Linked DNA regions of Homo sapiens: region 1 is linked to region 2. Evidence: read pairs that join two places in POLR2A ChIA-PET (ENCODE). Cell type or tissue: GM12878. All regions are shown on one strand. Region 1 overlaps SLC68A1 (solute carrier family 68 member 1). Region 2 overlaps SUFU (SUFU negative regulator of hedgehog signaling).

Region 1 (5,000 bases), 69 kb before region 2:
CCTGGGCAACATGGTGAAACCCCATCTCTACAAAAATACAAAAATAAGCTGGGCATGATGGCAGGTGCCTGTAATCCCAGCTACTCGGGAGGCTGAGGTGGGAGAATTGCTTGAACCTGGGAAGCGGAGGTTGCAGTGAGCCAAGATTGCACCATTACACTCCAGCCTGGGCAACAGAGCAAGACTCCACCTCAAAAAAAAAAAAAAAAAAAAAGATAAGCATTATTACCTGATTTTATAGATGAGGAAACTCCGGCCCAGAAGGGTTGAATTGCCTGAGGTTACACTCTTAGTAGGAAGTACAGTTGGGATTTGAACCCAGGCCCTGCTGATGGCAAAGGTCATACCTGTTCCATCTCATTAACCTTTGAGGTTTTCTTCTACCCAGTGTGGGTGCAGGGAGGTGGCTGGGGGAGGCTGGGGACCTTGTGTTCAGGGCTCACCTTCTCCAGCAACAAGGACAAATCACTGGGCATCTGGGTAGGCGGGGGGAGCCTTCACTCCATTTTGACAAAGGCAGGAGAGTTCTGAAAGCCCTGGAGGAATTGGAGTAAGTGACCCTGCTAAGGATAGTGACAGAGGCGGACATTGTGCTTTACAGCCCTAAGCACCTTTAGAGAGCGTCTCATTTAATTCCCACCTCAGCCCTGTGTGGCGGGCATGGGGCCTCTCCATTTTAGGGAAGGGCTGAGAGGTTGGATAGTAATGATCTGTAAAGCTTTAATGCTCACCATTTTTAAACATTTATTTGTATTTATTTCTTTTTGAGGTAGAGTCTTGCTCCGTCGCCCAGGCTGAAGTGTAGTGGCATGTTCTGGGCTCACTGTAACCTCCACCTCTGGGGTTCAAGCGATTCTCCTGCCTCAGCTCCCCAGTAGCTGGGATTACAGGCGCCCGCCACCACGCCGGCTAATTTTTGTATTTTTAGTAGAGACGAGGTTGTGCCATGTTGGCCAGACTGGTCTCAAATTCCTGGCCTCAAGTGATCTGCCCACCTTGGCCTCCCAAAGTGCTGGGATTACAGGTGTGAGCCACTCCGCCCAGCCCCATATGTCTTTTTAACATACGTTACTCAGAAAAGCAGTGTCGAGGGAATGTAGGGTAATAGATGTGTTCATTATCTTGTTTGTGGTTATGATTTCACAGGTACATGCATATGGTAAAACTTATCAGCTTGCATGCTTTGAAAACTGTGCAGTTTAGTGTTTGTCAATTAGACCTGAATAAAGCTTTGAGGAAAAAAAGAAATGCATTTTCTTCAGGGGGTTCAAGGGCCTCAGGGAAAGGCCATCCTCCTGCCTTGGGACAAGATAGGATCACTGTGGCCCACGGGGGTGGTGGTGGGGACTTGCAGGCTTACAGTGCTTCTTCTTTTTTTCTTTTTGAGACTGAGTTTCGCTCTTGGTGCCCAGGCTAGAGTGCGTTGGCGCAATCTTGGCTCACTGCAGCCTCTGCCTCCCGGGTTCAAGCAATTCTCCTCCCTCAGCCTCCCTAGTAGCTGGGATTACAGGCATGTGCCACCATGCCCGGCTAATTTTTTGTATTTTTAGTAGAGACGGGGTTTCACCGTGTTGGCCAGGCTGGTCTTGAACTCCTGACCTCAGGTGATCCGCCTACCCCGGCCTCCCAAAGTGCCTTATTACAGGCGTGAGCCACGGCACCCGGCTGGGTCTCAGGGTTTTTATAAGCATAGGATGGGGGTGTGGTGGGCCGGGTGGTCTTGGGAAATGCAACATTTGGGCAGGAAAAAAAAAAATGCCTGTCCTCACCTAGGTCAGGCCCAGGGGTGGAGCCCTAGCCAGGGACCACGCCCTCCTCTACCCAGCACTTCCCTTCCCTGATTCCATATCATTTAAAGGGACCACATTCTTCCGTTTCTGGCACTTCCCTTCCCGTCTTCCTTATCAATACCAACAGTGAGTGCTTTCTGTGAGTTACCTTGTTTAATCCTTATGATTTGCAAAATAGGCCTAACAATCTCCTTTTACCTTTTGCAGAAGAGGAAGCTAAGGCCTGGGTTGGGTAACTGCCTGACGTTTTACTGTAAGTGCATTGTGTGCCCAAGCTCAGGGTTGTCCCGTCTAGACCATTAAAGTCACACAGTGCAATTTAAGAAGACAATGAGGCAATCTCAGCACTTTGGGAGGCCGAGGTGGGTGGATCACAAGGTCAGGAGATCGAGACCATCCTGGTGAATGAAACCCCGTCTCTACTAAAAATACAAAAAATTAGCCGGGCGTGGCGGCGGGTGCCTGTGGTCCCAGCTACTCGGGAGGCTGAGGCAGGAGAATGGCGTGAATCCGGGAGGTGGAGCTTACAGTGAGCGGAGATCTGGCTACTGCACTCCAGCCTGGGCAACAGAGCGAGACTCTGTCTCAAAAAAAAAAAAAAGACATCGAGCATCCAGCCCTGGCACGCGACCTGGCTCAGCACTTGCTGGGTGTCTGCCGTCTCTTCCCACAGGCTCTCTGTTTCCTCGAGTCACTCCCAGATTAGTGGTGTCTAGCTCAGCACTGTTTCTGTTATACTTCATTCATAATTCCCAGCGCTGTTGTAAGTACAAACTCTCTCCTGTTGGAAATGAGTTTTTAAATGATTCAGAGGTCTGGGGTTAAGAACAGAGCTGGCTCTGATCCCTGTTGCTCACTGGTTCCTTCTTCCCCAGGGACGAGGATGGGAAGACCGCCTGTGGCCATGAGCCCTCCCCGGTGCTCCTGGGGCTAAGGCTGGGGCTGCAGCCATGGGGCTGGGTCAGCCCCAGGCCTGGTTGCTGGGTCTGCCCACAGCTGTGGTCTATGGCTCCCTGGCTCTCTTCACCACCATCCTGCACAATGTCTTCCTGCTCTACTATGTGGACACCTTTGTCTCAGTGTACAAGATCAACAAAATGGCCTTCTGGGTCGGAGAGGTAGGGCCAGTGCTGGGTGGCTAACATGGAGGAGGGGGTGGGGTGGAGACTAGAGGCTGCCCAGGCTGCTGGGCAGATTGCAGGTGCCTGGTCCCACCCAGTCAGAGGCCTGGGCAGTCCAGGTTGTTCACCAAGACTCATCAAGAAAAGCTGTGGAGGCCTTGATGACTCCTCCTCGATGGGGACTAGACTAGCTTTCCTGGCCACTGTCTTACATAGTTGCTGTTCTGTGTACTCATATATATAATATGTTCACGTATATGAATTTATCAGCTGCATACATTTACCAGCTGGGCCCTGGATGGGTGGGAGTTTGAAGGGGGCAGTGGTTTGACTGGCAGAGTAGGTTTTTTTGTTTTTTTTTTTGAGATGGAGTTTCACTTTTGTCTCACAGGCTGGAGTGCAATGGCGCAATCTCAGCTCACTGCAACCTCCGCCTTCGTGGTTCAAGTGATTCTCCTGTCTCAACCTCATGAGTAGATGGGATTACAAGCACCCGCCACCACGCCCGGCTAATTTTTGTATTTTTAGTAGAGACGGGGTTTCGCCATGTTGGCCAGGCTGGTCTCAAACTCCTGACCTCAGGTGATCCACCTGCCTCGGCCTCCCAAAGTGCTGGTGTGAGCCACCAGCGCCTGGCCAGAGTGGGTTTTAGCAGAGGAACTGACACCAGCAAAGGTTTGCAGGTAGGAAAGCTGGGGCCATCTTTCAGGGGTGGTGAGCAGGCTGAGGGGGGAGGAGCCCTGGAGAGGATGCTGTCTAGAGCCCACCTTCCTGTCTCCCCTCTGCCTGCAGACAGTGTTTCTCCTCTGGAACAGCCTCAATGACCCCCTCTTCGGTTGGCTCAGTGACCGGCAGTTCCTCAGCTCCCAGCCCCGGTTGGTGTATTGGGAACAGCTCGTAATTGGTTCAGTCCCACCCTACTGCTACCCAGGAGGGAGGACCCCTGCCTGTGTTTGGGGTGGGGAAGGAAGGGGAGACTATTTCAGTGTTGCCCATGGCTCTTCCCTTACTGGGGTCCAGGGTGCTCTGTTTGGGTTGGAGAGGTGGCCTTGGACGTACACTTGCCTGGCTCGGCAGGGGAAGAGATCTACCCTGGCTTGGCTTGGTTGGCCCCTCTGGACTGTGGACTGCAAACACCCTCTGCTGCTTCTGGAAGATTCCTTTGCCCCATCCCTGCTTGAGCCCGTCATCACCCCCAACCTTGAGAAGTGGGCATCCCATACCCTTTGGCCATCAGCCCAACAGGCTAATAAGGGGGTGGAAATTGGGGCAGAGGAGGAGAGTGTACCCACTGGTGAGTTGTGCTTCCTAAGTTGCAGACTGGGGACTTAGGGGACAGTGGCACCACCCTGTTGTGAGTCCCACACCCTGGGCCTCCATCCCTCCCCTGGGGCCTGGGCAAGGGGAACTTCAGCCTGCCAAGTCTGACACGGCATCTCCCAACAACTCTCCTTTCCCCGGCAGGTCAGGCGCCGGGCTCTCCTCAAGGGCTGTGGTGCTGGCCCGGGTGCAGGCCCTGGGCTGGCATGGGCCGCTGCTGGCGCTGTCGTTCCTGGCGTTCTGGGTGCCCTGGGCCCCAGCTGGCCTGCAGTTCTTGCTGTGCCTGTGCCTCTATGATGGCTTCCTGACGCTCGTGGACCTGCACCACCATGCCTTGCTGGCCGACCTGGCCCTCTCAGCCCACGACCGCACCCACCTCAACTTCTACTGCTCCCTCTTCAGCGCGGCCGGCTCCCTCTCTGTCTTTGCATCCTATGCCTTTTGGAACAAGGAGGATTTCTCCTCCTTCCGCGCTTTCTGCGTGACACTGGCTGTCAGCTCTGGGCTGGGCTTTCTGGGGGCCACACAGCTGCTGAGGCGGCGGGTTGAGGCGGCCCGAAAGGACCCAGGGTGCTCAGGCCTGGTTGTGGATAGCGGGTGAGTGGCCAGCCCCGGCTCTTCAGGTCCTCACCAGCAACCTTCTAAGTCTGATTTCGGTGCTGGGTCCCCGGCTGATGGGGGCTGCCCTGGGATGTGTTGGGGGATAACTCTGGCCAGCCCCAGGCAGTTCTCCACTCCCTTCTGCCCCATAGCCTGTGTGGAGAGGAGC
Region 2 (5,000 bases):
GATCATGAGGTCTGGAGTTCGAGACCATCCTGGCCAACATGGAGAAACCTCGTCTCTACTAAAAATACAAAAAATGAGCCGGGCATGGTGGCACACGCCTGTAGTCCCAGCTACTCAGGAGGCTGAAGCAGGAGAATCTCTTGAACCTGGGAGGTGGAGGTTGCAGTGAGCCCAGATTGCACCACTGCACTTCAACCTGGTGACAGCGTGAGACTCCGTCTCAAAAAAAAAAAAAAGAGAAAGAAAAGAAAGAAAAAAGAAAGAAATAAGAGCTTTTGTAGGGGAAGAAGTGACATCACCCCTGGTTCTGGAGTTGGACTGGGCTGGCCTCCTATGCCATGTGTTTCCGGAGGCACATGGTCCCCTCTTCCCTTTCTTCTGATACCATCACTGGGCTTGAGACTGAGCCATAATGCCTAACCCTGGTACCTTTGCAGGGTCAGTAGCCACCGTGGCTGGCCTGGCATTCCTTGCTTCAAAGACCAATGGAAGCATCCAGGCCACCCCCAGAGGAAGGGGCCTGACCTTGGGCCTCTCTTGCCATGTCCTTGGCATATGCATATGAACACTTAGCAACAGACTATGTGAAGCCTTGCACGCTAGACCTGCAGATACAGTAGTGACCAAGATACAACCCTGCCCTTGTGGGGTTTATAGTCTAGGCTGGAGATGATGATGATGATGATGATGATGATGATGATGATGATGTTGTTGATGATTTTAAGACAGAGTCTTGCTCTGTCTCGCTTCGGTTAGAGTGCAGTGGCACCATCTCAGCTCACTAGAGCCTCTGTTTCCTGGGTTCAAGAGATTCTCCTGTCTCAGCCTCCTAAGTAGCTGGGACTACAGGCGCCCACCAACACACCCGGTAATTTTGTATTTTTAGTGGAGACGGTTTCACCATGTTGGCCAGGCTGGTCTGAAACTCCTGACCTCAGGTGATCCACCTGCCTCGGCCTCCCAAAGTGCTGGGATTACAGGCGTGAGCGTGAGCCACTGTGCCTGGCCAGGAGATTATAAATGGTAGAAAATTTTGGAAAATACAAAGAAGTTTGAAAAACAAAAATTATACTGTAGTAGCCACTATAATAATTTTATTGCTTTTTTTTTTTTTTTTTTTGAGACAGAACCTCACTCTGTTGCCAGGCTGGAGTGCAGTGGTGCAATCTCGGCGCACTGCAACCTCCGCCTCCCGGGTTCAAGCAATTCTCCTGCCTCAGCATCCCGAGTAGCTGGGACTACAGGCGCCTGCCACTACACCTGGCTAATTTTTGTATTTTTAGTAGAGACAGGGTTTCACCATGTTGGCCAGGATGGTCTCGATCTCTTGACCTCGTGATCCACCTGCCTCGGCCTCCCAAAGTGTTGAGATTTCAGGCGTGAGCCACCATGCCTGGCCTGCATTTTCTTTTTCCCTTATATATTTTACTCACATTTAAAATTTCGTATTTACATCAACATTTTGAATCATACTTTATGTTGAATTTTGTTTTGTGTTTTTTCATAACTACTTATTTGTGGCATAATGTACATAACTTATCTTTTTCTTAAATTATTATACTTTTTGAGATGGAGTCTTACTCTGTTGCCCAGGCTAGAGTGCAGTGGTGTGATCTTAGCTCACGGCAACTTCTGCCTCCTGGGCTCCACTGATCCTCCTGCCTCAGCCTCCCGAATAGCTGGGACTGCAGGCATGTGCCACCAAACCCAGCTAATTTTTGTATTTTTAGCAGAGAGAGGGTTTCACTGTGTTGGCCAGGCTGGTCTTGAATTCCTGACCTCAGGTGATCTGCCCGCGTTGGTCTCTCAAAGTGCTGGGATTACAGGCATGAGCCACTGCACCCAGCCTACATAATTTAAATTTACCTTTTTTTTTTTTTTTTTTTTTGAGTCAAGGTCTTGCTCTGTCACTCAGGCTGCAGTGCAGTGGTGCAGCCACAACTTACTGCAGCCTGGACCTCCCAGACTCAGTGATTCTTCTGCTACAGACTCCGAGTAGCTGGGACCACAGCTGCACACCACCATGGCCAGCTAATTTTTAAATTGCTTGTAGAGATGGGATGTCCTTATGTTGCCCAGGTTGGTCGCAGACTCCTGGGCTCAAGCAGTCCTCCCACCTTGGACTCCTATAGTGCTGGGATTATAGGCATGATCCACTGCACCCAGCCCAAAATTTACCATTTTAACCATTTTTAGATTTACAGTTCAGTGGAATTAAGTACATTTACCTTGTTGTGCAACCATAACCACCTTCCACTTTCAGAAACACTCTGTACCCCTTAAACAATAACTCCCCCTTCTCACTTCCTCCAAACCCTGGCAACCACCATCTTATTTCTGTCTCTATGAATGTGACTACTCTGGGTACTTCATATAAGTGGAATCATATGACATTTGTCCCTTTGTGCCTGGCTTATTTCACTTAGCATAATGTCTTCAGGGTTCATCCATGTTGTAGCAGATGTCAGAATTTTCTTCCTTTTTAAAGGCTAATATTCCATTATATGTGTATACCAATTTGGCTTGTCCATCCATCTATTGACTGACTCTTGGGTTGCTTCTACCTTTTGACTATTGCTAATAATGCTACTCTGAACATCAGTATACAAATTTCTATTCAAGACCCTGCTTTCAGTTCTTTTGGATATATACCTGGAAGTAGAATTGCTGGATCATGTGGCAATTCTATGTTTAATTTTTGAGGAACCGCCATACTGTTTTCCATAGCAGCTGTATCATCTTACATTTCCACCAGCAATGTGTAAGGGTCCTAATTTCATGACCATTGTGAAAGGAGTTTATTTTTATGCTATAGTGAATAATAGGTGAACAGAAAACATTAGAGGCTATAGAGTGGGGTTCTGATGTAAAGTTCCTGTTCCTCTTTACCAGTAAGAGGTGGAAAGAGAACCCCTCACCTCTCAAAGATTAGTCCCTCTGCTTTCAGAACCATTGTTTTTAGTGACTTGTAATGTCCTACCACATAATGTGCCAGAACTCATATAATACCGCTACTTGTAGAACAGTTAGATTGTTTCTAGATTTTTTATTCTTATAAATACTACTGAATATACTTATGCAAGAGGCTTTTTTTTTTCCAAATGTAAGATTATTCCCTTAGGTAAATTAGCAGAACTGGAAACTGCTACTGTAAGTAATCACTGACACTAAGATCTACTGTGTTCCAGGTGCTGTTCTAAGTGTTTTCTATATTATATGTTAACTCATTTTAGTAGCTACCATATGGAAACTACAATTATCTTCGTTTTTGAAAAAAGACTTTTTTAGAGCCGTTTTAGGTTCTCAGCAAAATTGAGCAGAAAGTACAGAGAGCTACCACACACCCTCTGCTTACCACACGCATGCATGCACACACACACATGTATGCAGCCTCTCCCGCTGTCAACATCCTTACCCAGATTGGTACATTTGTTACAGTCAGTGAACCTACGTTGACACATCATCACCACCCAAAGTTCATAGTTTACATTAGAAGTGAGAAGGTATATAAGTGAAATGTAGATAAGAAGAGAAGTAAACTCTTCTTATCTACATTTTACAGATGAAGAAACTGAGGTACAGAGAGGCTAAGTGATTTGCCAAGGGTCACACAGCCAGGAAGGGTGGCAGAGCTAGGATTTGGGCATAGGCAGCCTGGCTTCAGAGACTGTGCTCTGGCACTGCTGACATTTTGGTGGCTCTTGATGCATATTCAGTGCTTTTTAAGTGTGGCAGTGTTTTGCTTTGTGCGGGTCAGACAGTGGACACTTCAGGATCGGTTGACCAACTGTCCCCATTTGCCTGGGCTTTTCCTGGTATGTGGGGCTTTCAGTTCTAAAGCCAGAAAAGTCCTGGGCAAACAAGACAAGTTGGTCACCCTGCTTCAGTGACTCCAGAGTCTTTTTTAGTAACTTAATTGTCACATCTCTTAGATGCCTTCAAATGTTTCCTCAATCTTTCTGTTTTTCATGACCTTTTGAAGAGTACAGGTCAGTTATTTTATAGAATGTCCTTCAATTTGGATTTATCTGATGTTTCCTCATGCGTAGGATCAGTGTATGTATTTCTCCATAGGAATATCACAGACATGTTGTGCCCTTCTTAGTGATCATATCAGGAGGCACTTGATGTTGATTTGTCTAATTACTGTTGATGATGTCTAATTACTTTGATTGTTTGGTTAAGGTGGTGTCTGCTAGGTTTCTCTTCTGTATAGTTACTGCTTTTCCATTAATAATTAATAAGTAACTTGTGGGAAGGCATTTTGAGGCTATGTCAGTATCTTGTTTCTCATCAGATTTTTTACCCACTATTTTTACCACCCGTTGATGATTCTTGCCTGAATTATTATTACAATAGTTGTCAAATGGTGACTTCTCATTTGATAATTGTTTCTACATTCATTCATTGATATTGAGATTTTACTGTAAGGAAGAGTCTTCTCCATATTTACTTACTTATTCATTTATTTATATCAATGTATTAGGGCTCTCTAGGAAAAACAATTGGAGATGCACATCCACATATCTATATATTATCTATACACATAATATAAATACAAATCTATAAAGAGATTTAGGAGAAAGAATTAGCTCATGCGATTACAGATGCTGGCAAGTCCAAAATCTTTAGAGCCAGTGTCACTAGGTCCATTACAATCAGTGTGGACTCATAGATTTTTATTTTAATTAATAGATTATAATTTGTTAGGATGCTTTAATTTAATGCTCAGATTGTTGTTGATTTGGCCAGTGAGAACCTTGAGTTTGGCTTCTCTCTACTTTTGGCATGTTCCCATCATTCTCTGAACCACTTCCTTACTTTCTGGCACAGTAGGAAATTTCAGAATCATTTTGTACTTTGCCAGCCCAGGAATCAGCCATTTATCCAGGAAGCCCTGGTTTTATTTAGTGGAGAATGGTATATAGAAGCCATGATCCGGAGGCTAGGTATTATCATTGCTCTTGGAGTGTCACTGCTCCCAGTGGCCAGAACTAGGA

What was found. Peaks named below come from ENCODE experiments on the same cell type or tissue, not always from the same donor. Only the 100,000 strongest peaks of a DNase experiment are listed, where the experiment ranks them.
Region 1: POLR2A ChIA-PET joins it to region 2 with 5 read pairs; 6 of 35 experiments call an interaction of 5 or more read pairs at or near these places.

What each region holds. Positions count from the first base shown.
Region 1 is chr10:102,466,290-102,471,289 of GRCh38, forward strand. SLC68A1 (solute carrier family 68 member 1) reads left to right here. Exons shown (of 10, transcript NM_024789.4): 3 at 2,666-2,908; 4 at 3,704-3,786; 5 at 4,376-4,828; 6 at 4,984-5,000. The coding sequence starts at 2,741. All of the region lies in intron 1 of LOC124902493 (a long non-coding RNA gene), which reads right to left. Among named protein-coding and RNA genes, the nearest start is that of SLC68A1, 7.4 kb to the left of the region's middle. In GM12878, no CTCF peak of the experiment used is centred here; no DNase peak of the experiment used is centred here.
Region 2 is chr10:102,535,263-102,540,262 of GRCh38, forward strand. All of the region lies in intron 2 of SUFU (SUFU negative regulator of hedgehog signaling), which reads left to right. Among named protein-coding and RNA genes, the nearest start is that of SUFU, 34 kb to the left of the region's middle. RefSeq lists an enhancer at 1,915-2,074. In GM12878, a CTCF peak has its summit at 4,982; a DNase peak (open chromatin) is centred at 2,314; H3K27ac peaks cover 1,685 bases.